Regions from separate parts of the Homo sapiens genome. Here region 1 is linked to region 2. A link is an interaction called in ENCODE POLR2A ChIA-PET data of the cell type or tissue named here. Cell type or tissue: GM12878. All regions are shown on one strand. Each heading gives the region's core, and the rest is flanking DNA. Links, peaks and the distances in the headings are about the cores only. Region 1 overlaps SPECC1 (sperm antigen with calponin homology and coiled-coil domains 1). Region 2 overlaps LOC105371573 (a long non-coding RNA gene).

Region 1 (11,981 bases), core at 427-8,426, 720 kb before region 2:
AGAATGACCTGAGACAGCATTCCACCAAATACCCATACACTATGTATCTGTATCTCACACCCAGATAAAACAGGTCAGCCAGAGTCAACCAATAAAATGCCCATAAGCTTTGTGGCTTTAGGGTTGACAAAGGAACAATATACTTATTTTTAAAATAAACATAAATGAATTACTTGAAAGAATTCACAGAAGCACAAAATGACTTTTTTCTTCTTTTGGATAAAAATGGGTATCATAAAAAATTAATGAAGCATATTTTAATTGGTCAGACCCAACACTGTTGGGCAGAGTGACTGCCCTAACTACAATATTTTATGAAAGGAAAATTGTTCAAACCAGCAAGATACAGCTGAAGACATCAGGGGAAAATCCACACAGAGATGTGGAAGGCAGCCCGAGACTGGCCAGCAGGGACCGGCACTGTGATTCCTGAGCAAGGAGCGGCCTGGTCCATCCCTCACCCTCTCAGAGCCTCTGTTTCTTCTGTCAATAACATAACAGGACTGGATTAAATGCCCTCTCGGTTCTCTTCCAGCCCCAACCCTGACTCCGCCTGTCCCCATGGACTCAGGGTGTGACACAGGGCACCAAACCCATGATGTTCTGTCCTTTCAAAGAACATCAGAAATGCACTTTACAAAACACCCACAAGTGACAACCAATTCTAACTGCCACTCTCACAGTGCACAGGGTGGGGGCAGGGTGGGTCTCACTAACTGCCCCCGGGGGATGGCGGCCAGTGCTAGCGTCCCTGGCTGCCTCTCCCCTCACAGCCCGTTAGCCAGCCACGAGAAGAACCACAGGCAGCATCCTGCTCAGTCTGCGACCTTGTTTCTCCTGACAATGTCTCTCTAGTTCCCGACCATCTAGTTCCCGACCCTATTGAAACAGTGACCAGCTGGTGGCGTGTGTCCAGGCATGCATCTGACTGAGCTCACGCTGCAGAGCTGATGGCAGCGGCTCTGTGAATGCTGCTACCAGTGGAAACACTCCTTTAAAGGCGGCGTAATTTGTTTTCCACAGTGTTTCCAAGGAAAACTATTAATGATTCAGTTACATAATTAGTTCAGAACCTTATGAGTCTCAGCTTTGTTCCAAGTATGATGATTTTTTTAAAATTCTGGATTACAGAAAGCAAGTTAATTATCATGTATTTTACAGATGTTCAGCACCGATTATTTTTCTTCTTCAACCCACGATTTTTATTGCTTGTTTCCACAGCAACAATGAAAGAATGCATAGGTTGAGACCTATACAGTAACTAATTTCATGAGGACCTCCTCCCAATATAAAATGAATGAACAGAGCCGGAGTGACTCTTGAAGAGAATTACTGATGAATTTCACCAATTACTGCAGAATCAACCAGCAACCTGTCAGTCTGACTGACTCATGGAGATGACTTAATAAAGTATCTGTTTAATCAAGACACCCTTTTATGTTATGATTAGAATTACTTAGAAATGACTATTACAGTCCAGGCACAGTGGCTCATGCCTGTAATTCCAATATTTTGGGAGGCCAAAGTGGGAGGATCACTTGAGTCTAGGAGTTTGAGACCAGCCTGGGCAACATAGCAAGACTCTGTCTCTACAAAAAATACAAAAATTAGCCAGGCATGGTGGTGCACACCTGTAGTCCCAGCTACTTGGGACAGTGACAGAGTGAAAACCTCTCTCTAAATAAAAAAAAAAAATAAAGGACTGGATATTACAGGGCTTACTTTATGAAAACATAGGATGATTTTGCAATCTGTCTACATTTTCCAAAATCTGCCCAGGTTACCCCTGAAATGAAATGCCTTTTATTTATTGCCCACCACCACACCACCACAAAAGAGAAAAATATAGAGATGAAAAACAGCAGGAAGAGGGTGGATGTTTTCCCTGTCAACCTTTTCCCCAACATTTCAGGAGTCTAAGTCCTTGGTTAAAGAAAAGAAGGAAAAGCCACCTCAGTCAAAATTAAAAGATCTAAACTTCTCTCTTAATCTCTGGCAACAAATGCGTCGATCCTGTGGATGGTGCCCCTGACGAACACGCAGCCTCCTTTCCAGGGTTGGCAGGTGGCCCGCTCTGAGGCAGCACTGTCCAGGCCCATGTTTGTTGCATCAGGGTCCCTTTCTCTTGGACCCTCTGAATTCAACCCAACTACTCCCACATGACTGCACCCAGAAAATGCTCCTCATCCATCCCCCTCCTGCTGCCCACACTCCCTTTCCTGAGCATCTTCGGCTTCATTCCCATCATTGTTTTCCTGGGCAAGGCCTTCCATTTTGTACCCACCCATCAGCCATACACTGCTCCTCAAATCCCATCTTCTTCTCAAATTTAAAATATACAATATAGGCTGGGAGTGGCTCACACCTGTAATCCCAGCACTTTAGGAGGCCAAGGTGGATGGACTGCCTGTGCTCAGGAGTTCGAGACCAGCCTGGGCAACATGGTGAGACCCTGTCTCACTAAAAATACAAAAAATTAGGGGGACGTGGTGACACACACCTGTAGCCCCAGCTACTTGGGGAGATGAGGCATGAAAATCACTTGAACCCGGGAGGCAGAGGTTGTAGTGAACCAAGATTGAGCTACTGCACTCCAGCCTGGGTGACAGAGGGAGACTCCATCTCCAAAAAAAAAAAAAACAAAAAACAAAAACAAAAACAAAAACAAAAAACCCACAATATGGTGCCCTCCGTCCACTTGCAGGAAGGACTCCTACTAGAAGGGGAGCAGGTGCACCCCTAGGCCCACTCCAAGTTTCTTCAGGTTTCCTCCCAATCCACTTCCCACCACTTCTACATCCCTCCCGTCATCTCAGCCCCTCAGCCTGGCTCTCTGAAGCCAGTTCATTTACATAAATGCTGTCATGAGCTGAGAGCAGCTATCCTATTTCATTCTGAGCCTGGCAAAGCACTGCTAAATGCTCTATGTAAATAGCTCAGTAACCCTACGAGGTAAGGGTCACCTCCTGCTATGATCTGAATGTTCTCCCAGAATGTACATGTTGGAACCTAACCCCCATTGTGGTATTAGGAGGTAGGGCATCTGGGAGGCAGAGCCCTCATCAATGTAATTAGTGCCTGAGGGAGCTTGTTTGCCCCTTCCACCAAGTGAGGGCACTGCAAGAGGACTCCATCTATGAACCAGACAGCAGGCCCTTGCCAGATACCAAATCTAGTGGCACCTTGATCTTAGACTATGCAGCCTCCAGAACTGTGAGCAATAAATTTCTGTTGCTTATAAGTCACCCAGTTTATGGTATTTCTCTTACAGCAGCCTGAACAGACTAAGACATATCCATTTCACAGGTGGGGAAACTTCATTTCCCCAAGGGAGGTTAAGCAACTTGCCCAAATCTCAGAGTTTATCTTGGAGCCAAGATTCAGATCCAGTTTAAATTGGTTCCAAAACCTACACACCTAAACACCAGGGACGGATGGCCTCTCTGAATAATCTTTGCTCCCTGGAGAGCACCAAGGCTATAGATCAAATGCACCTGGTCCAAATTCAGCTCCACTGTTGACATTGTGAACTCAGCCATGCTTTCTGAACATGATTCTCTACATCTTCACCCAATAAGATGGAGTTATCAGTGCCAACTTCATAAAACTGTAAAGATGAAAGGAGAACAAGTCCATCAGGTGCCAGGCACACAGAAGGCTGTTGACAACTATGAGCCGCCCTCTCGACAAAAACTGTTGATGGTGTTCAACGGAGCGCTGCTCTGCCTTCTGACTCAGCAGCACACAGTGATGGGTCAATTAAATGTGTGTTCAGGGCAGGAGGCAGACAGACATATCAGATCCAAGGAACACACTCTTCTACACAGAGAAGACTATTTTCACTTGGAAATGTGAAAGAGAGAAAGAAGCGAGGGAAACACACCTGCAGGGAAGACACTTCACAGCAATTAAAATTGCCCAGGGCTTAACAAATCCTGGCTGCTGAAAGATAAACACAGGTGGGAATGCTAGCTGAGTAATCGTTTTCTTATGGATATGAATTAGCCATACAAAATAAACAGGCTCCAGCCAAGTACAAGACAGTGAAAAGAAGGTTTCTATTATTAATCTCATGATTTCCTAAAATCCTCATGAACACCACAAAGGATCACATCGATCAAGGAATTACAGTTAAATCTAGGACCCCACACCCATGGTGGGGTGGGGGATGTCGTTCCAGGGGTGTTTTCTTTAAATTTGTCAAACATTTTATTTTCTTACCAAGTTTCTCTCCTCTCCAGAATAGTGTAGGACTTAAACTGCAACTCTTAAATTTCACAGTGTAAAGTAGAAGAGAAAGGAGGGAGGGAGAAAAGGAGGAGAGAGGGAACCCCTATTTAAGGAATACAATTAGGCGCTGGGCAACAGTTAAAGTCAGAGTCCACACGTCTCCTGCTCCCTGAAAACACGCTGTTCCGCCACTAAATTGCTGCCTTCGGAGCCTGCGTTGGAGAGGTTATCTCGGGCCTCAGCTTCATTATCCTTTTAAGGCAAGAAATAGAAAGGCAACTGGGAAACCATTCTGGACAATCAGAAAATAATGACGAGTCTCCAGGAGTGGGAGAGGGCACTCAGGGCTCGGCTACAAGCACAATAAGCACTGGGAAGCGGAAGAGGCCAAACCATTCAAGTCTGAGAACCAACAAAATAAGAATGTGCACATAGCTCAATTGCCAGGGGACTCAGCAGGAAATAGAACGTAAGTGAACCACATGTTGAAAATACTGAGCTGGAGCTTTTTGGAACATGGGTCGAATTTGCTCCTGACCTCTTCTACAGTAGTAGTTCTAAGCCCAATGGGCACGTGGCAATGTGCAGAGGCATTTACGGTGTCACAACTTGGGGTGCTACTGGACAGAGCCCAGAGATGCTGCTAGACATCGGTAACCCAAAGGGGAGCCCTACAACAAGGAAGCATCTGGCCTACAATGTCAGCAGTGCCACGGTGGAGAGACTTCCAGAGGAAGAATGAGAGCCCTGGGACACTGGCTCCTAGACCAGCCGGCACATGACATATCTGCTTAGCCTCACCACCTAACATGGAAACATTAACACTGAAAATCTGGTTGGGGCGCAGCTGACGGAATCCCAGACTTCAGCAAATGGCCACAGGAAATGCTTCAAAGCTGATTATTTCCCACAGTCTTGAGATGAAAAATCATCCCAATAGCCTCAGATTCTTTCCCAGTAAATAAGGAAAAGAACAGATTTCCATACAGCATCAGAAGAAAAATTCCAAAGTAAAATTCATTGATCCCATCAGCAGAAGTCACTGGAAAAAAAGAAGTGATAAAAACAAAAACTAAATGGAAAAGAACATTTGTACATCGCTAACCACACCACCTCAAACCTGAAAACAAACTTTGATAGTGGAGTAAGAAACTATGGACTCCTGCCAGAAGGTGAAGACCCATAAAGAATAGGGTGTAATCTGGAGACCCATAAGGAATAGGGTATAATATGGAGACCCATAAGGAATAGGGTGTAATCTGGAATAAGAAACAGAGGCCGAGGCAAGTCCCAAATATGAAATGCAGACCCAAGAGAGAGGCTATAATCTGGCAGCTATATTGAGACCAAGAGCTCACAATCACTGGTCTGTGACGTCCTTCTGTCTCCAAAGCTGCCTCAAGCAACCAGCATCCCAAAGAGCTAAATGACCACTAATAAGTAGTTATTCCCTTACCTGTAACATGGCTTCCATCAAAGGATTAAAGTGAATGAGCCAAGGCAGTAGGAAAAGGAGATGGAAATAAAATAAGAGCCCTTTTTTTTTTTTTTTGGAATAGTGTAAAATGGTCTAGTGCAAAGTAAACAGAATAAAAACTACAGTATAGGAGGGAACCAGAGACTTTCATATCTATCTAGGCTGCAGCATCTTGAGCCATATTTATCAAGTCCTGGCTCCGGGCCTTTGCACATGCAACTGCCTCTGCCTGGGACGCCAGCTGGGGAACTGAGGTGAGCTGAGAAAGGAAGTGTTTACAAAGGTGTGGGCAGGGCTTGTAATGAAAGGGAGAAGCAAAACGGAAAGTGCAGCACCCCAGAGCTAGGAAACACCTCATACGCATCCTCTCCCTCCCTCCAACCTGACAGCCAGTGCTGCCCACAGGCTCAGGGAAGGCATGGGACACAGGTACAGTGTCTACGGTCGCCTGCGCTGGTGCAGAGCTGGAGGAAGAAGACAGAGATGTGGTGTGGCAAACAGGAGGCCCAGGAAACCTGCCCAGCTCCCATGGCCCGGCTAACTTCAACACCACCTTCCAAAGTGTGCTCAAGTCTCTCCGCTCCAGAAAATCTTCTCCTAGTCTGAGACGGTCTCATACGTATGCCTCTCCTTGTTGGTAAGCCCTTCCCAGGGGCAGCCTCCTGGCATCTGCCTGTGTACAGCCAGCCTCAGCCTGGGGCACAGAACAAACCCTGAATAACCAGCTTCAGCCCGGACTTCCCTATTTCTGTCATCGGCACAGCCTTTCTCTTGCTCTTCCAGACTCAAAACCTCAGTCATCTTGGACTCCTCTCTAGGGCGCCCATTTCTCAAATTCACGGCTGTCCAGGCCAGCAGATCAGATGCCTGCAACATTTCCTGTAGGAGCCCTGCCTTTTTCTCCAGCACAGATTGGCATTAAGGCCCTCCTGGGCTCATCCGTTCCACATATTCAAGACAGATTTCTGAAAATTCAGCTGGGGTCAGTCATTTTCTGCTCAAAATCCTGCATTTTATCTTATTTACTCATTTATTTTTTTAGAGATGGGGTCTTACTCCATTGCCCAAGCTGGAGTGCTGTGGCATAATCACAATTCACTACAGCCTCGACCCCCTGGGCTTAAGGGATCCTCCTGCCTCAGCCTCCCAAGTAGCTGGGACAACAGATGTGTCACCACGCCTGGCTAATTTTTTTTTTTTTATATAGAGGCGAAATCTCACCTTGTTGCCTAGGCTGGTCTCAAACTCATGGGCTCAAGTGATCCTCCCGCGTCAAGCCTCCCAAAATGCTGGGATTACTGGCATGAGCCACTGCACTCAGCCCATTTTACTGTATTTTTAAGCTAACATTTAGCAACACCAACTAAGAGACTGGCACCATGTTCATCATTTTCCTTCGTCTTCTTTCATGTTTCTGACTACCCTGTGAGGTAGCTGCTGTCATCCCCATTTTATAGTTCAGCAACAAGGGAATGTCGAGGAGTTTGCTAACTCCCCCAACGGGACCCTCAGCAATGCCACTTCAGGCTGTGTGCCTAACCCTGGCCTACTGCTCCCCTTACACACCGTCTGAGTCCATTTGGGTTCCTACAACAAAAAACTGTAGACTGGGTAATTTATAAACAAGGCAAACTCATTGCTTACAGTTTTGGAGGCTGGGAAGTCCAAGGCAAGGCACCAGCAGATTCAGTGTCTGGTGAGGGCTCACTCTGCCGCACAGAAGGTGCCTTCTTGCTGCGCCTCACATGGCAGAAGGGGCAAGGGAGCTCCTCAAGCCTGTTTTGCACAAGCACAATCCCATTCATGAGGGTGAAGCCCTCATGGCCGACTTCCCAAAGGCCCCACCTCTTAATCCTATCACATGGGGTTTTAGGTTCCAACAGATAAATTTTGGGGGGTACATCAACATTCAGACAATAGCATCCACCAAATTAAATGACGGCTTGCCTGAGCTCGGCTGAGCCACGCTGACCCCTTACCCTGCAGCGTAGCCAAACAGGACTCTTCTCTGCACTTCCAATGAAACTTGCGGTTCTCATCTTGGGGTATTCACCAATCTGAGGGCCTCCCTGTATGAATGTTTTATCCCCTCCTTTTAGGCTTATGCCAATCAAGACTTTCTTGCAAAAACCTTTCTGATGAGATACTCCCAGCTCTAAACCTCCAGAAAATCGTCTCTCTTCTGGAACTCCTAGGTCTGTGACCACTGCCCACCCCTTGGGCCAGCCCTGCCTCTCACCCGGGTGCTGCAGCCTCCCCTCACTGGCTCTTGGCTTCTGCTCTTGCCCCTTCTTGCCTACCACTTAATGCCCATTCAGCAGCCACAGGAGTCTTTTCAAAACACAAATCATGAACTGTCCACTTAAAAATGGTTAAGATGGTAAATTTCATGTTATGTGACTTTTTTTCACTAAAATTAAAGTTTCAAAATTAAGACACGTACACAAAAATCAGATCACATCACTCCCTACACAGAACCCCCCAGTGGCTTCTCACTGCATTGGGAGTGAAAGCCCAAGGTCTTTGTCCCAGCCCCAAGCTCCTAGGCTTCCTGGCCCTGCCCACCTCCTCGCCTAGCTCTGATCACTCTCCCCTGCTCACTGTGCTTCATGTGGGCCGCTCCCAGCTCCCTGAGCATGTGCAGCTAGTTCCCAAGGAAGAGCTCTGACCCTGCTGTTCCCTCTGTCCAGAATGTCCCCCCAGCTCCTCACACAGTGGGCTCCTTTCTCCTAGGTCAGTCTCTGCTCCAAGGTGCTTCCTCTAGGAGGCGTCTTTCTTATACTCTCTAGAGTAGCTCTCCCACCCCACCAAACAGCCCCTGGTTTATTTCTTCAGAGCCTTTATCACCAAATGAAGACTCTCACTGCCATCGATTATCTGCCATTGATTTTCTGTCATGGGTTATCTGCCTTCCTGTGCTACTAGGGAAGGTCCGTGATAGCAGGGCCTTTACCTCCCTTGTTCACCATTGTGTTCCTGGCACATAATAAGTGTTCAACAAATATTAGTTAATGAATACTTAGATTCTGGCTTTCACTGAAAACATGCATATGGGTGCCTCCCTGGCCCTGCCCCACCAGCCAGGGAGCTTCTACAAAGGTACACAGTCCCAGCAGGCAGGAGCCACTCACTAAATAGGTGCTGAATTAACGGGCAAGCACAAAAGAGAACTGGAAGGCAATGACAATCCTTCTCCCATAATACTTATAAATATCTCTAAATGGTTGAAAAAAAATAATAAAGTCCCCAGACTGCTTTCAGGATGAGAGCCCCATGGATGTGAATATAGAGCCTTCCAGCACTACTACCTTGAAAACATTCATGCTGATGTGTAAGCATCAGTGTTATAAAACTTAATATTCTTAACTCACAGTCATGCTTGAGAAATAATTCCTAAATTTATTCCTGAGGGATGGCTTTTAAAACTTTTGGTTTACACCCTAGTTTCACAGAAATAGTAAACAATACTTTACATTTCTATGGTTTCAGATTTAACCAGGCATCTTCACAGAAACATAATAAATGAATTTATGTTAATAAATGCTTTGTAAAGTATGAACTGATGGTAACCATAGACTTAGGAACTTGATAATTTAAAGTATCAAGTCTGAGTACCTTATCTTTTATCCAACCTTTTCTGCTTCTTTGTTCCTAACTTAGGGGCCCCTAAGCCAAGCGGGGATATGGGCACAGCCCTGTGATGTCAGGAGAACAGCTTCCCAGGCAACAGGCAGGCCAGTTCTGTTGCATTCTATTCTATTTCCTCTGGAAACAATGCAAGAACTGCAGGGCATGCTGCCCCACCCACCCAGCAAAACCTCTGTGTGCTCTACCAACATGCTTCCGTGCATTTGAACGATGAGGACCTGGGAGGAAGGGGACAAACCCTCTTCCCCCGCACTGCTGAGCACAGACGCAAAAAAGGGACCCTCCATAACGAGAGCCCCCACCCATGGATGGAGAGGTCTGGCCCCTCACCACGTCCACTGCCCCTCCCTCTGCTCACTATACTTCAGCCACTCTGGTCCAGAGGAAGATAAAATCAAGGAGGAGCCAGCCCAGCTCTGCAAACTCAGGAGAGGCAGGCTACACATGCCACATGCCCCTGGTGACACATACTGGCTGTATGGGACCCAACAAGAGAAGCCAGAGGGTGATCTCATAAGTCCCCTAGTGGCTTAATTCAATGCACAGAAGCCTTAAGTCATGAGCAGCAGGGTCTCAACTGGACCCAACCACACTGAGTGCTGTGGCCTCGGCATGTGAAGAGGCTGGCTGAGGAGGGTCCCTGGCAGTCTGTCTGTCTGTCTGTGGAAGTGAAGGGTCTCCTGGGATAACACTTGGCCTAGGGGGAGAGACAGGAGGTGGGAACAGGGCCATCAAGGCAACATGGAAAGAGCTACTTCCCCAGGAAAATTCTGAGGCCTCCACCATACTCATCATGGCTTCTGGGGCGTGCTGAAGACTTGGCACTATGGCACCTCACAGCCACAGGGCAACAAGGCAGCAGTGGTGCCCAGGGTGGCGGAGGCAGCAGTGGGACTGCAGGCAGCAGAGGCCTTCAGTGTCATGGACATGATGGCAGCAGCCATCCCAGAAAGTGCCTGGCCAGGTAGAGAAGGGAGAGAGAGATGGCACATTAGCTAGGCCTATTCATTTGCTTCACTCCTTGGGGACATCAGGAAGAAAAGAGGGGAACACAGAACTTTGCTGGAGCTTCTCTAGTTGCAGAGGATGCAGGAACAAAACCTGGATCATCGCCGCATGGCCCTAACTCACATCTGCATCCCGCCGTGGGTACCCAGAGTCGTGGTGGATATCCCCTCCACTGAACAGGGAATATCCATCCACTCGCACATGCAGCGGGAGTCCGCCATTGCTCAGAGCACCGTGAGTTCTGGATTTCCTTATTGTTGCCAGATTAAGTTAAATCACTGAATGTGGCTGATTTCTTTTTTGTTCTCGCATTCCTGAGATTTTCTTTTCTAACCCACAGGCTTTAGCAATATTCCTGCAGTGCCAGCTGGCTAATGAAAGCAACTGCTGTGCTTTGCAGGGTTAATTTATTCAGTGCCTGGAATATGCCCTATCCTTCGTCAGCATCAATCGCTTCTAGCATTGTGTTTTAAATATACACAGGAACCACAAATACGACGGATAATTTTGCAGGCTGCTCCTGGGATTACCTTGTCATTACACGTTCCTTGCACAGGAGTAAGTCTACAAGGAACAGCAAGTACAGCAACTGCTGTGCGATCTGTTTCCAGCGTGAGGGACAGAAACGGTTATGTAACAGCACTTCCGCTGCCCCCTATGGATGTGCCCTTTATGACACAGACACATCTGACTTTCAAAATAAAGAGGGACAGTTACCCCCGACCCTCAAAGAGCACAGCCTGAGCCATGCCATGAAGCCACCTCCACCTCCTCTTTGTTGGAGGATAAGGCACACCAAGTGCTCAGGCCCCTGCTCCCTTCTGCCCACTCCTGCCAGCTGTCTTGCACTTTGACCCCAGGCACAGCAAATGACCAGCAGCTGCAGGGATGCTGAGTTCTATCATCCAGCCTCCAGGCCTGCCCAAGGCCACTCTAAGCCCAGAACAGGCTTCCCAGCCTGAACTCCTGCTTTTCACTTACCCTCTACTGTCTGGTAAACCTCAGTTCACAGCCCCTTGTCTGGGCACAGACCTGCTTCCACACCACAGTGTGTCCACAGCACCCTGGACCCAGGCTTATCAGCAGGCCTTACACCAGACAAAGACTGTTTCCCTGTGTGACTCCCACCCCCACCTCCCTTGCCCAGATGGTCCCTGAGTGAAGGGCTCTGTCTCATTCCTCTGTGGTTCCACACCTGTGGGCCCAGTGTCTGGTCCACATTAAAGACAGCCCATTGACCTAAAGGTGAAACCTGAAACTAGAAAACCTCTAGAAGAAAACAGGAGAAAACTGTTGTGACCTCGAGTAAGGCAAAGATTTCTTAGTTACAACACCAAAAATATGAGCAATAAAATAACTAAGATAAAAAAACAAAAAAACCCACCTGATTAATGGGATACTGTCAAAATTTAAAACTTATGGTCTTCAAAAGACATTGTCAACAAAATGAAAAGACAAGCCATCAACTGGAAGGGAAATATCTGCAAAACACAAAACTGATAAAGGACTTGAATCTTGAATTCTTGAATAATAACCATTTTTGTTATTATTTGTTACTTTTATTTTTTATTTATTGAGACGGAGTCTTCCCCTTGTCGCCCAGGCTGGAGTGCAATGG
Region 2 (11,981 bases), core at 1,905-9,904:
CCTCCCGAATAGCTGGGATCACAGGCATGAGCCATCAAGCCCGGCTTTTTTTTTTTTTTTTTTTTTTTTTTTGTATTTTAGTAGAGATGGGGTTTCACCCTGTTGGCCTGGCTGGTCTCGAACTCCTGACCTCAAGTCATCCACGCCCCCCTGCTCCCGGCCTCCCAAAGTGCTGGGATTACAGGCGTGAGCCACTGCACCTGGCCAGGAGACCTAGGTTTTATTATGCAGTTGAAGCCTCCCAGTAGCAGGCTATAGAGAGAATAGACAAATATTTCTTATCAGACTTAAGGTCAGTGTTGATGTTAATGTTGGAGGGGTATAATAAGGCATGTCCAACTCTCACCTCCCATCGTGGCCTGAACCAGTCTTTCAGGTTAAATTTTAGGGTGTGCTGGCCAAGGAGGGAGTCCATTCAGATGGTTGCAAAGGGCCTTCTAATTTTATTTTTGGTTTATACCCATTAACGGTCACTCCTCATTCCTCTTTCACCAGAGCCCTTGCAACCACTGAACTACTTTCTGTCTCTATGGACTTGCGTATTGTGGATGCTCTATACTAATGGAATCACACACTGTGTAGTCTTTTGTGTTTGGCTTATTTCACTTAGCATAAAGTTCATGTTGTCATATTAGCACTAATTTTTATGGCCAAATATATTGCATTGTTTAGATATACCATATTTTGTTTATCCATCAGTTTATGAACATTTGGGTTGTTTCAACTTTTTGGCTATTATGATAATGCTTCTGAGAACATTTGTTTACAAGTTTTTTTGTGGACATGTTTTCCTTTCTCTTGGGAGTGGGATTGCTGGGTCACATGGTAAACTATTAACTTCTTGAGAAAGTGCCAAGCTGTTTTCTCCAGCAGTTGCACCATTTTACAAATTCACCAGCAATATTTAAGAGTTCCGATTTCTCCACATCCTCACCAACACCTCTTTTCTTTTTCTGATACTGAGTCTCACTCTATCGCCCAGGCTGGAGTGCACTGGCACGATCTCGGCTCACTGCAACATCTGCACCCCAGGTTCAAGCAATTCTTCTCCCTCAGCTTCCCGAGTAGTTGGGATTACAGGTCCCCACCACCATGTCCAGCTAATTTTTATATTTTTATTAGAGATGGTCAGGCTGGTTTCGAACTCCTGACCTCAAGTGATCCACCTGCCTCAGCCTCCCAAAGTGCTGGGATTACAGGCATGAGCCACAGTACCCAGCCTTATTATTATTATTATTTTTTAATTATAGCCATCCTAGTGGGTGTGAAGTGATACGTCATTGTAGTTTTGATTTGCATTTCCCTAATGACTAAGGATGTTTTCACGGTTTATTGGCCATTTGTCTCCTTTGGGGAAATGTCTGTTCAATATCTATTCAAATCCTTTGACCTTTTTTTTTTTTCTTTTTGAGACAGGGTTTCACTCCAGCCCAGGCTAGAGTGCGGTGGTAGGATCTCAGCTCACTGCAGCCTCCGCCTCCCAAGCTCAAGTGATTCTCCTGCCTCAGCCTCTCAAGTAGCTAGGACTACAGGCACACATCATTGCACTCAGCTAATTTTTGTATTTTTAGCAGAGACAGGGTCTCACTGTGTTGGCCAGGCTAGTCTTGAACTCCTGAGCTCAAGTGATCGGCCTACGTCAGCCTCCCAAAGTGCTGGGATTACAGGCATGAGCCACCGCATCAGCCCTCTGTCCATTTTTAATTGGATTATTTGCCTTTTTATTGTTGAGCTGTCAGAGTTCTTTATATATTCTAAACAAAAGTCCCTTATCAGATGATTTACAGATACAGATATTACCTTATTAGATGATTTACAGATATTTACTTCCCATGATTTACAGATATTTACTTCCATTTCTCAGATCGTCTTTTCACTTTCTTGATAACATCCTCTGTTCCACAAAAGTTTTTAATTTTGATGAAGTCCAGTTATCTGTTTTGTCTTTTGTCACTTGTGCTATTGTCATATCTAAAAAAAAAGCACTCATTTTTACAGCTGCATGATATTCCTTTACGAATATAACCTATTTAACCAAGACCCCCTAGATAGACATTTAGATGAGTTCAGTTTTTTCACTATTGCAAACAATGCTGCAATAAATTTTCTTGAACACATCATTTTGCACACAGCAAGTGTATATGCAGGAAGAATACCAGAAGTGGGAGTGTCAAGTTAAAGAGTATTGTTCTTACAATTTTAGTAGCTAATGTCAAATTTCTATCCTTAGAGATTATACTGATTTAGACACCCACCAGTGGTATGAGAGAATGACTCACACGGTGCTTTTTAAAAGCTTGGAATTATTTGCCTGTCAAAAATGGGGAGATTTGCCATAAGAATCCTGATTTTTGCTTTCTTTTGGGAAATCAGATCAGCATTTCTACGTAGCCATCGAACTGTGACCCCGCCATTGAAAGAACATGTGCTCTCTAATTCACCACAGTCCCTGCCACTCCCTGACAGCCTCCCCAGCACAGGCCGAGGGTCAGATGCTACTTATCATTGTGCTTTCACAACTGTTTTCTACATCTTATTAAAAGCAGGAAAACAAAAGAGGCTGAGATGACATGTGTTTCAGGAAAAGAAAGACCAAGTATATCTTTTTGTGGGAACAAAGACAATCTCATGTGTTATATACAGATACTCCACTCACTTGGCTCACGTTTCCTGCATGGCCACAGTGGGCATTTGAGTTCAAGATTTCTGGTTTAGGTTACCAAAAGCCCCTGAACTAATGTAAATGTCTACCTAGGATTTTTGAGTAGACAAATGCCCTTCAGAGCTGCCTTCCTGAAAGGTATTTCTGGCAGACATCATGGAGGGTGTACTTGAAGGCAGAGCATGCCTTGATTAAAAGACAGACGTGGGATTGGGTGCGGTGACTCACGCCTGTAATCCCAGCACTCTAGGAGGCTGAGGCTGGGGGATCACCTGAGGTCAAGAGTTTGAGACCAGCCTGGCCAACATGATGAAACCCTGTCTCTACTAAAAATACAAAAATTAGGCTGGGCGCGGTGTCTCAATCCTGGCACTTTGGGAGTCCGCGGCAGGTGGATCACCTGAGGTCAGGGGTTTGAGACCAGCCTGACTAACATGGTGAAACCCTGTCTCTGCTAAAAATACAAAATACAAAAATTAGCTGGGCATGTTGGCAGGCGCCTATAATCCCAGCTGCTCGGGAGGCTGAGGCAGGAGAATTGCTTGAACTCGGGAGGTGGAGGTTGCAGTGAGCCAAGATGGTGCCATTGCACTCCAGCCTGGGTGACACAGTGAGACTCTGTCTCAAAAAAAAAAAAAGTAAAAAAAAGAGGTATATAAAGGGGTAAATGCAGGACATGTGATAGTGTCCATTTCTAGCAATGGAGATGTCACCAAAATGAGGAACCAAGAAGCAGAACAGGTTGGGGGGTGCTGATGTGCTTTGAGACTCTTTTAGTCATCTGTGATATGGTAATTATTATCTCTAATCCAAGCCTGGAGACCTTCCTGAGCCCCAGAACCTTACCCTCATTTCAGGGACATCCATCACGGCAGTGGGCATCCCTTTTTGTCAGTCCCAGCATGGGTTCCAGGGTAGCCTCCCATTGGACAGGCTCAGCGTGGGGGAGGGGAGGGGTATGCTGATTGGCCAGACCTGAATCACCTGTCCACCTCTGGAAGTGGCACAGGGAGTCCGGCTCAGCCAAACTCCTCAGACCACGTATGGATGAGGGCCATTTCCCCACAGGAAACCTGAGTTTTCAGGAAGGTGGATGGACGTGGGTCAGCAGAAATAATAGATGTGCCCAACTGTTCGCACCCCTCTGCCGCAAGAGTGGGTGTGGTTAAAAACTTTGAGGAGCGCAGGTGAATTGTCCGAGCAGGGTGCCGCTCTGCTGATGTTACTGCCTCCCTTCCAATCCCATGCTCTTAAGTTTTACGAAGGCACGCTTTGGTTTCAGAAACACCTGGGTTTGAATCCAGCTCCGTCACATGGAGGCCGGGGCATCCTTTCTTGTCTGTGCTGTGTGCTGGGGTCAGAGCCATGAGCACAAGTCCCAGCTTTCTCTGATGAGGGAAATCTGTGACAGGCACCGAGATGGGGGGCCGGCCCTGGGGAGCTAAGAATGGGCCCTTTGCCCAGCACAGGAAGTCGGGAAGGGGCCCTGGAAGTGACATGTAAGTCAGGACCTAATAGACGAGCATGCGGCAGCAGAGGGACAGTGGGGGCAAAGGACACAGAGCTGATGCGGGTGAGAGTGTGGCACATCTCAGGGCCACGAGAAGGCCAGAGGGAAGTGGCAGGAGGGAGGGGGTCACAGAGACATGGAGACGAGAAAGTTAGGCAGGGGTGAGACCATGCAGGGCCCCAAGGCCATGCAGGTAGCCAAGACTGACAGCCCTGACCTCGAGTTCCTCATCTGTGAAGTGGGGATGTTCAGATCCACCTGGTTGCATTGTTTTGTGGACTCGAGGAATTATATCTGCAGGGGCACCTGACACAAGGTCTGGCCCTTCACCCACACTGCAGCAGCCGCCCTTGTTAACGCTGTCCCCGCTCCGCCCAGTCCCTGCGGTGTTCCAGCAGCATCTTCAGTGTGTAAGCGTTTCTACCTTCATCTTTCTCTGAGGGGGACTCGGGTGATGCATCATTGTCCCTGGTTACAGGTGACAAAATGGGCTCAACTGTGGGAGGGGCCTCTGTTTGTAGGACTCCCTGCACCAGGTTTTCCTTCTTTACACACACACAGCTCTCTGATTAGTGCCAGCAGCCACAAGTAATCCGGTTCAGTCACCCAGTGTGTGGCTGGGGCATCCAGGAGGAAGCCCAAGTGGCCAAACCACAACCCACACCCATGTCTGTGGCAGCCTCTCCCACAGCCCACACTCTGAAGGGCAGGCAGTTGTCTTTCTGCAGGACCCCCACCCCTTCCCCTTCCCTGCCTTCCTTGGCAGGCCCTCCTGCTCCAGGGGCCATCTACCCGCTAGGACAGTCTTGGGAAGGATGGATTGTCCCTGTTTCATGAAGGGAGGCCAGTTTAACAGATGAATCTGCCAAGGACACTGTCTCTTCCCAACAGGGGTATTGCAGGCACCAATGGAACAGGTTGGGGAGGAGAGTTTGGGACCAAGAACACCCATGAACCCTTAGAAGCCACCATAGAGGTAAGGACTGAATTGTAATCCCATCAGCTGGTGACCTTAGGCAAGTCTCGGCCCTCTCTGAGCCTCAGTCTCACTTCTGCAAAATGGGAGTAGTGATCTGTTCCCCGGTCCTGCAGGAAGGAATCTCGCCAAGGCTGAAAGTGGGGTGTTGATCTAAATCATAACTGGTTCCAGGCGCCTATACACACACGTTGACACACAGACAACACTCTTAGGTACAGGTTTACATTCACAAAGATTTGCACAAACACACACAGAGATTTGCACAAGCACACACCCAGGGCACAGGTACACACAAGCTACTGGGACATACATGCTAGGTACACACACGGGACTTGCACACAAAAATCCACACACAGGACGCACAGCCACACACACACTCCTCCCTCCCTCCAGTGCTGCTGCCTGTTCGCTCTGCGTCAGCACACACAGTGGCCAGGGCCACCTGCCTTCTTCTCCCTGTATCAGGAAAATCGCAGGGGATGATTGCATCTAAAAGTGCCTTACATGCAGGGGCTCAGGGTGAGCAGGGTTCACCCAGAGAGGCGAAGGCACCAAAGCAGTGGAAAGCAGTGGGGCTTGATGGGCAGGCTGGGCTTTGTTGTGGTTGACCTGCCCATAGGACATGGAGGATCCAGGCCTTCAGAATTGACCCCTGCCTTGGCTCAGCTCAGTGTGGCATTTGCATGCGGCCCTCCCCGTGGGAAAGGGACTGCCCCTGAGGCCAGCCTATGAGCTGAGTGTGGTTTTGGTGGAGGAAAGGGCAGGAAGCCGCATCTGGGAAGTGGCTGCCCATGGCTTCCAGAGGCCTGGCTGGGTGGCTGACCTCACGGCCAGATGGCTCCAGACACCTCTCGGGGCCTCACCCCTGCTTCCACCATTCAGCACAGCCAGGCTGACCACAGACCTGGGTGGGGGAACCTGGTCACATCCTGTCACCACGCCTGGAGTTCCACCATTGGTGCTGCAGTCCTCTATGGTCCCAAGAGAGCCCAGCAGCTGAGCAAACACACTGAGGCTGACATCGCCCATCCCAGAACATTCCCCAAGGCCTGTGTTTGCCTCCCAGAAAGATCCCAAGTCTGTGAGGGACACACACAGCACATGTCATCGAGATGTCAACCACACAGCCACACGCCCCTTCTCCTGGCCCTCTGCTCTTCTCTGGAATGGTGGTATCTCCAGGCTCAGCCAGGGGCCATCTCCTCTGAGGGTTGTTCTCCCTGAGCTCCAGATCCAACACCCAGTTGTCCTACGACATCTCCCCCGTGTGCACCCTGAGAAGCCACTCTGCACAGTAGCCAGAGCAATCTTTCAAAAAACAACTCAAATCGTGTTCCTGCAACAGCTGCCCCATCTCATGGAATAAAATCCATCACCAAGGCTTGCAAGGCCCTGCCCATGAAGAATGAAAGGGCGATGGGAGGTGGCCGTCGGTGAAGTACCCAAGTTCTCTGAGTCCAGGGTGTGGTGACAACTCTAGCTTGTCTGGTTTCCTGTGAGATCATCATTTCACCCATCAGTGGTGTGCTCCCTGCCCAGTTTCCTCTCTCAATCTGCAGGAAAAGCCTGTAGGAAATGACGGAGGGGCGGGTGTGGTCCAGGGTGACTTGGGGTGTGGGCCATGTTTGGCGGGGCACTAGGTAGGAATCCTGCTCTGAACATCTCAGGAGGAGGGAATGGCCATGGGGTGGGCGGAATCACACAGCGAGTCTTCCAGAAGCAATCGTGAATCTCCATCTTCCACCTGCCACCTGGGTTGCTAGCTAAAATACAGGATACCCAGTGTTTTAAGTTGGAATTTCAGATAAACAACAAATAATTCTTTAGTTAGGTATGTCCCGAGTAGTGCATGCATCCTGTATTTTTCTTTGCTAAGTCTGGCAAACCTACCTGGATGACCACATCTGCCTGCTCCTCGGCCTCTCAGCTTTCCCCCCACACCCACACAGAGGGACCCTGTAAAAACCCAACTCACTTAACCTCCAGCCACTCAGGCGCTGGGTGATCTGGGCCTGGCGAGTTCTCTGACCTCATCTCCTACCCCCAGTGATGTGCTGGTAAAGTAGCACGTCCCGTTTTCTGAGAAAAAATAAAATATAAAATAGTAAAGCCCTGATTGTTGCATTGGCCAATTTCCTTAGTGTAAATATTCCTTCCGTGGCTGATCGCAAGCTACCAGCATGACACACCGAACGCGGCCCTGGGAAGAGGTGCACAGTTGTCTCAGTGCAGGCAGGCTCCAGACTGCCCCTCCCTCCATGCAGGGCCTTTGCACCGACTATGCTCTTTGCCTGGACGTACACACCCCCAGATCCGTGCATGACTCAACCCTTCACTTCTTTCTGGACTTTGCTCCAATGTCTTCTCCTGAGAGGAGAATTGCTTGTCTACCATAACCCTATACGCTTCCCTATCCCTCGCTAGCTCTTTGCCATGCTTCATGTTTTTTCTTCATAGCAGTTCTCAAGAACAAAAAAAGAATGTCATCCACTTCACTGTTTCTCAGAGGGGGAAAATGTAGCTCTTAGAAACAAGCATCCTAGAACCGTCAGAGGTGCTTATACTCAGTAACATCCAGTGTTAAGAAACAGAACTCATGGTTCTGGGTTTGTTTTTGTTTTGTAAGAGATGGGGTCTTGCTGTGGCGCCATCAGCTCACTGCATCCTCAAACCCTGGCTCAAGTGCTCCTCCCGCCTCAGCCTCCCAAGTAGCCAGGGTCACAGGCCCACACCACCATGCCTGGCTAATTTATTTATTGTATTTTTCTTAGAGACGGGGTCTCTATTTGCCCAGGCTGGTCTTGAACTTCTGGGCTCGAATGATCCTCCTGCCCCAGCCTCCCAAAGTGCTAGGATCATAGGCATGAGTCACTGTGCCCCGCCCCCAAATGAATGATTTTTAAAGACCTACGATTTTTTTCAGAATTTGGCCAGCAATTCAACTTGTCTGTCTGCAAGTAAACTGGACTCCAATCATGTCATCATCTTCACTGTGGAGACCATTGCTGACATTTACTGAGCCCTACTAGTAGGGATCTTATGTTCCTCATTTTCCCAGAAGCTGAGTCTCAGAGAGGTTAAGCAAACAGCCCAAGGTCACATAGCCAGTGAGGGGGAAGAGTTTGGATTGGAACTCAGCTCTGTCTGCTGACTAACTCCTAGAAGAAGCTACTCCAAGCACTTTCTCCCGTGAGCTTCAGGGGTAAAGGGGGCATGCCTAGCCCGAGTCACGGTTTAGAAAGGCCAGGGATTCCCGCAGCCCTTCAAATGACTTAACAGGAGAGTGAGATAGTCCAGGCAATGCCCTCTTCTCATTAATGAAGATTTTGAGGCCCAGAATACGGCAGTGACTGGCCTGGGCTCACACTGCAAGTTGAGGAAAGGCTGATAATGGAAACTGAGAGCCCTCTATCCCACCTCGGGCTCTGCCTCAGACCCAGACCGGTTTATTCTGTTATGCTGCAGGAGGCTGGATCCGAGTTGTCTCTCCCCATGTCAGACTCTAGGCCCTCCCTGTGGCTGGAACCCGAGGGCCCAGCCCTACCCACAAGGCCTCAGGGCCCCCCAGAGTGCTCCCCAAAGACCTCCACTCATGCATTCACTCAACAAGCATTTAGTAAATGATCCCAGTGCACCCACCCTCCACTGCATATGCCGGGACTTTGAGTCTGGCTGGGGAGACCAAGTCAGACCACTAGTGTGGAAGGGCTGTGACCAAGGGGCTGAGGAAGCCCAGGGAGAGCCCCTAGACCAAGTTGGGGATCAGAAAAAAGACATCCCAGAGGAAGGGGCATTTATCGGGCTCTTGAAGTTCAACAGGAAGCTTCCAGGCAGAAATGGCAGGAAGGACTTTCTAGAACAAAGGAACAACATTTGCAAAGACAAGGTGATATACAGAATGCCCCTGAATTATACACATAAAAAATGGCTGATTGGCCGGGTGCAGTGGCTCATGCCTGTAATCCCAGCACTTCGGGAGGCCAAGGCAGGTGGATCACTTGAGGTCAGGACTTTGAGCCCAGCCTGGCCAACATGGGGAAACCGTGTCTCTACCAAAAATACAAAAATTAGCTGGGCATGGTGGCAGGCACCAATAATCCCAGCTACTCGGGAGGCTGAGGCAGGAGAATCGCTTGAACCCAGGAGGCAGAGGTTGCAGTGAGCCGAGATGGCGCCACTGCACTCCAGCCTGGGCAACAAGAGCGAAACTCTGTCTCAAAAAAAAAAAAAAAAAAAAGATTGATTTTAGGTTATGTGAACTTCCTCTCAAAAAATAAACACACAACATTGTTGAGAACGTCATGTGCAGGTGCAGAGGCCAAAGCGGCTCCATCTCAGAGGCAAATCTGCCATGCTGGCTTCTGATTGACCCCAGTTCCAGAAAGGCCTCTAAGATTTCTACTTTATCTACCGTCACTGGCAATGCTGATCAATTGTCCTACACACCCCTTCTGAAGCATGTATGCCCTTTCCCTATGCTATACATGCCCTGGCTCTAGAGGTAACAGTGCAGAGACCTACATGTCTCGTGACCGCCCTAGACATGGCTTCTGTTTATGTGCCTCTATTAAATGCTTCTTTCTGAGAAACCAGATTTGTCTGCCTCTCTCTTTGGCCTCTCAGCCCCTGTAGCTTCTGGTTTGCATGGACCTGCCCACCTAGAACCGCAGGCATACAGTACTTCAAGCCTGAGGGGAAGGGTGAGGTGAGGCCCAAGGAATCGTCAGGGACAGGCCACAAAGGGTATTGACTTTGCACCATTTGTGAAATTCAGCCGAGTGCCTGCACCAGGCATTTCAAGCAACCGGTGTTCCAAGTGTGGCCCCTCCGCTGAAGAGCCAAGAGGCAAAGACAGAAGGAAAGACCTATAAGGCCTTTGAGAGAAATGATTTGGGGACTTGGAGTCACAGGGACCCTGATTTGAATCCCAACTCTGCTTCCAACTCACTGTGATCTTGGGAAGTCGGTTTGTCTCTGAGCCTCGACTTCCCCATCTGTAAAAGGGGGCTAGGAGCACTGGTCTGGGGGGTCACTGTGAGGAGCCCAGAATCACAGGGGCTCAGGACTTCGTGGGGGTGTAAAGAGAGGGCACATGGGATTATTATTGTTACTGTTGGTCTCAGCCAGCTGCCCTCTCTGCCTCTTACCTGAGACGGGGCAGAGCAGGACTCTAAGAAGTCCCCTGCCCCAGGACCCAGGACAAGCTCCTGGGAGGAGGATCTGGAGACCCCAGCGCCAAGTCTGTATGCAGGATGCCTGCCCCTAGTGTGCACCCCAGGGCTCCCCACCCCTTGAAGGTGCTGAGGGTGGACCCCGATGACCAGGGCAGAGCAGATGGAGGGCTGTCCTCAAGGAGGCCCAGCTTCCTTAGAGATGAGTGAGCTCCCTGTCTAAAGAGAAAAGCAAGCAGAGCCGGACACCCACTTATAATGAGCTTCTGGGTGGGAAGTGGGGAGCAGACTGTGGGGCCAAGGGGAGAGGCGTTCAAGGAAGACTTCACAAGAGTGGGCTCTGAAGGCTACATAGGAGTTCTCTGGGCGGATAGGTAGGAGATGATGAGCTAGGTAGAAGGAACAGCATGTGCAAACCAGGAGGCATGAAAAAGCAGGAGCACCCCAGGAATGACTTCAGCAACAAGAATAGCTGCAATGTATACACCTACTATGTGCCCATAAACTTTTTAATTAAAAAAAAAAAAAGAATAGCTACAAATGTATGGAACTTTGACATATATTATCACATTTAATCCTCACAACAACCCCCTGGGTGTGATGAGGAAACCGAGGCTCCGAGAGGTTAAAGGACTTTCCCTGAGTCACATAGGATTCCACTGCAGGCAGTCTGATTTTGAGCTGGAGGGGTGAGGGGTGGAAGCTGGGCTGCAGAGATCGCAGGGCTGGATGGAAAGAGATGCATGGTAGACCTGCAAGGCCCTGGGACCCGGAGCTGAGCTCTGAGGCTTCAGTCTCCTGAGGTGCAGGGTCCAGGCTGGCTGAGGCCTCCAGCAAGAAGGGCCCAGACAAATGGCTTGGCCAGGCCAGCATCTTCCTGGACACCTGGTGCCGCTGTGAGGGGGCCCTCATCTCCCAAGAGTGGGTGCTCACAGGCGCCAACTGCTTTGACAGGTGGGTGCACAGCCAGGAGGGGTGGTGGAGAGGGGCTCCAGGAGGGTGGCCCCCAGCCTCTCCAGCTCTCCACCTCCCCTTCACCTCCTCTCTCCACAGTTGGCCTTGGTCCCACTTCAGTGTGACCTTGGGTCCAGATCGACTGCAGATGGACTCTTGTGAGATCAGGTTACCATGGGGGAGCTGCTCTTGTCCTCAGCAGGGCCCGAGGGCTCTGGGTTTGGTAGCCTGGTCCTGGCACAACTGGCAAGGGGCAAGGCCTCCGTCGCTCACCAGCGCTGTGCAGGCCGTCCCCCTGGCCACTCAATCCCACTGTTCCCTCTTCCTGAGACAGCTCTGCTGGGGCCAGGGGTTTGAACCCGATTTCAGTAAGGATGGGAGCAGAAGCCTGGGATGGTTGAGAGACTGGGGGAGGCAGATGGCCAGGGTGGAGCTTGGGACCCTGCAGGGGCTCTGGCCAGCTGCCCGGCAGCACCATGGCCATAGGCATGCAGGGAAGAGGGCTGGCGCTGACACCTGCTCTGCTCAAGCCAGCTTCCAGCCTCACCCCTGCCCAATGGCTGACAGCCCCGCCTGCCCAATGTGCTGGAAGCTTCCCTGAGGGGACTGCGTGGGAGTGTACCAGAGGACAGAGCTGTACTAAGAGTGAGGTGGGAGCGAGGAATGTCTAGGAGCCCAGGAAGGCATCTGGGGGTGGAGAGACTT

The links. Peaks named below come from ENCODE experiments on the same cell type or tissue, not always from the same donor. Only the 100,000 strongest peaks of a DNase experiment are listed, where the experiment ranks them.
Region 1: POLR2A ChIA-PET joins it to region 2 with 5 read pairs; 2 of 35 experiments call an interaction of 5 or more read pairs at or near these places.

What each region holds. Positions count from the first base shown.
Region 1 is chr17:20,084,393-20,096,373 of GRCh38, reverse strand. All of the region lies in intron 1 of SPECC1 (sperm antigen with calponin homology and coiled-coil domains 1), which reads right to left. Among named protein-coding and RNA genes, the nearest start is that of SPECC1, 81 kb to the right of the region's middle. In GM12878, for the core only: no CTCF peak of the experiment used is centred there; no DNase peak of the experiment used is centred there; H3K27ac peaks cover 224 bases.
Region 2 is chr17:19,364,716-19,376,696 of GRCh38, reverse strand. It overlaps LOC105371573 (a long non-coding RNA gene), which reads right to left. Exons shown (of 3, transcript XR_934302.4): 3 at 4,965-7,230. It also overlaps a transcript of B9D1 not described here. Among named protein-coding and RNA genes, the nearest start is that of MAPK7, 7.8 kb to the left of the region's middle. RefSeq lists an enhancer at 3,512-4,061 and a silencer at 5,144-5,203. In GM12878, for the core only: no CTCF peak of the experiment used is centred there; no DNase peak of the experiment used is centred there.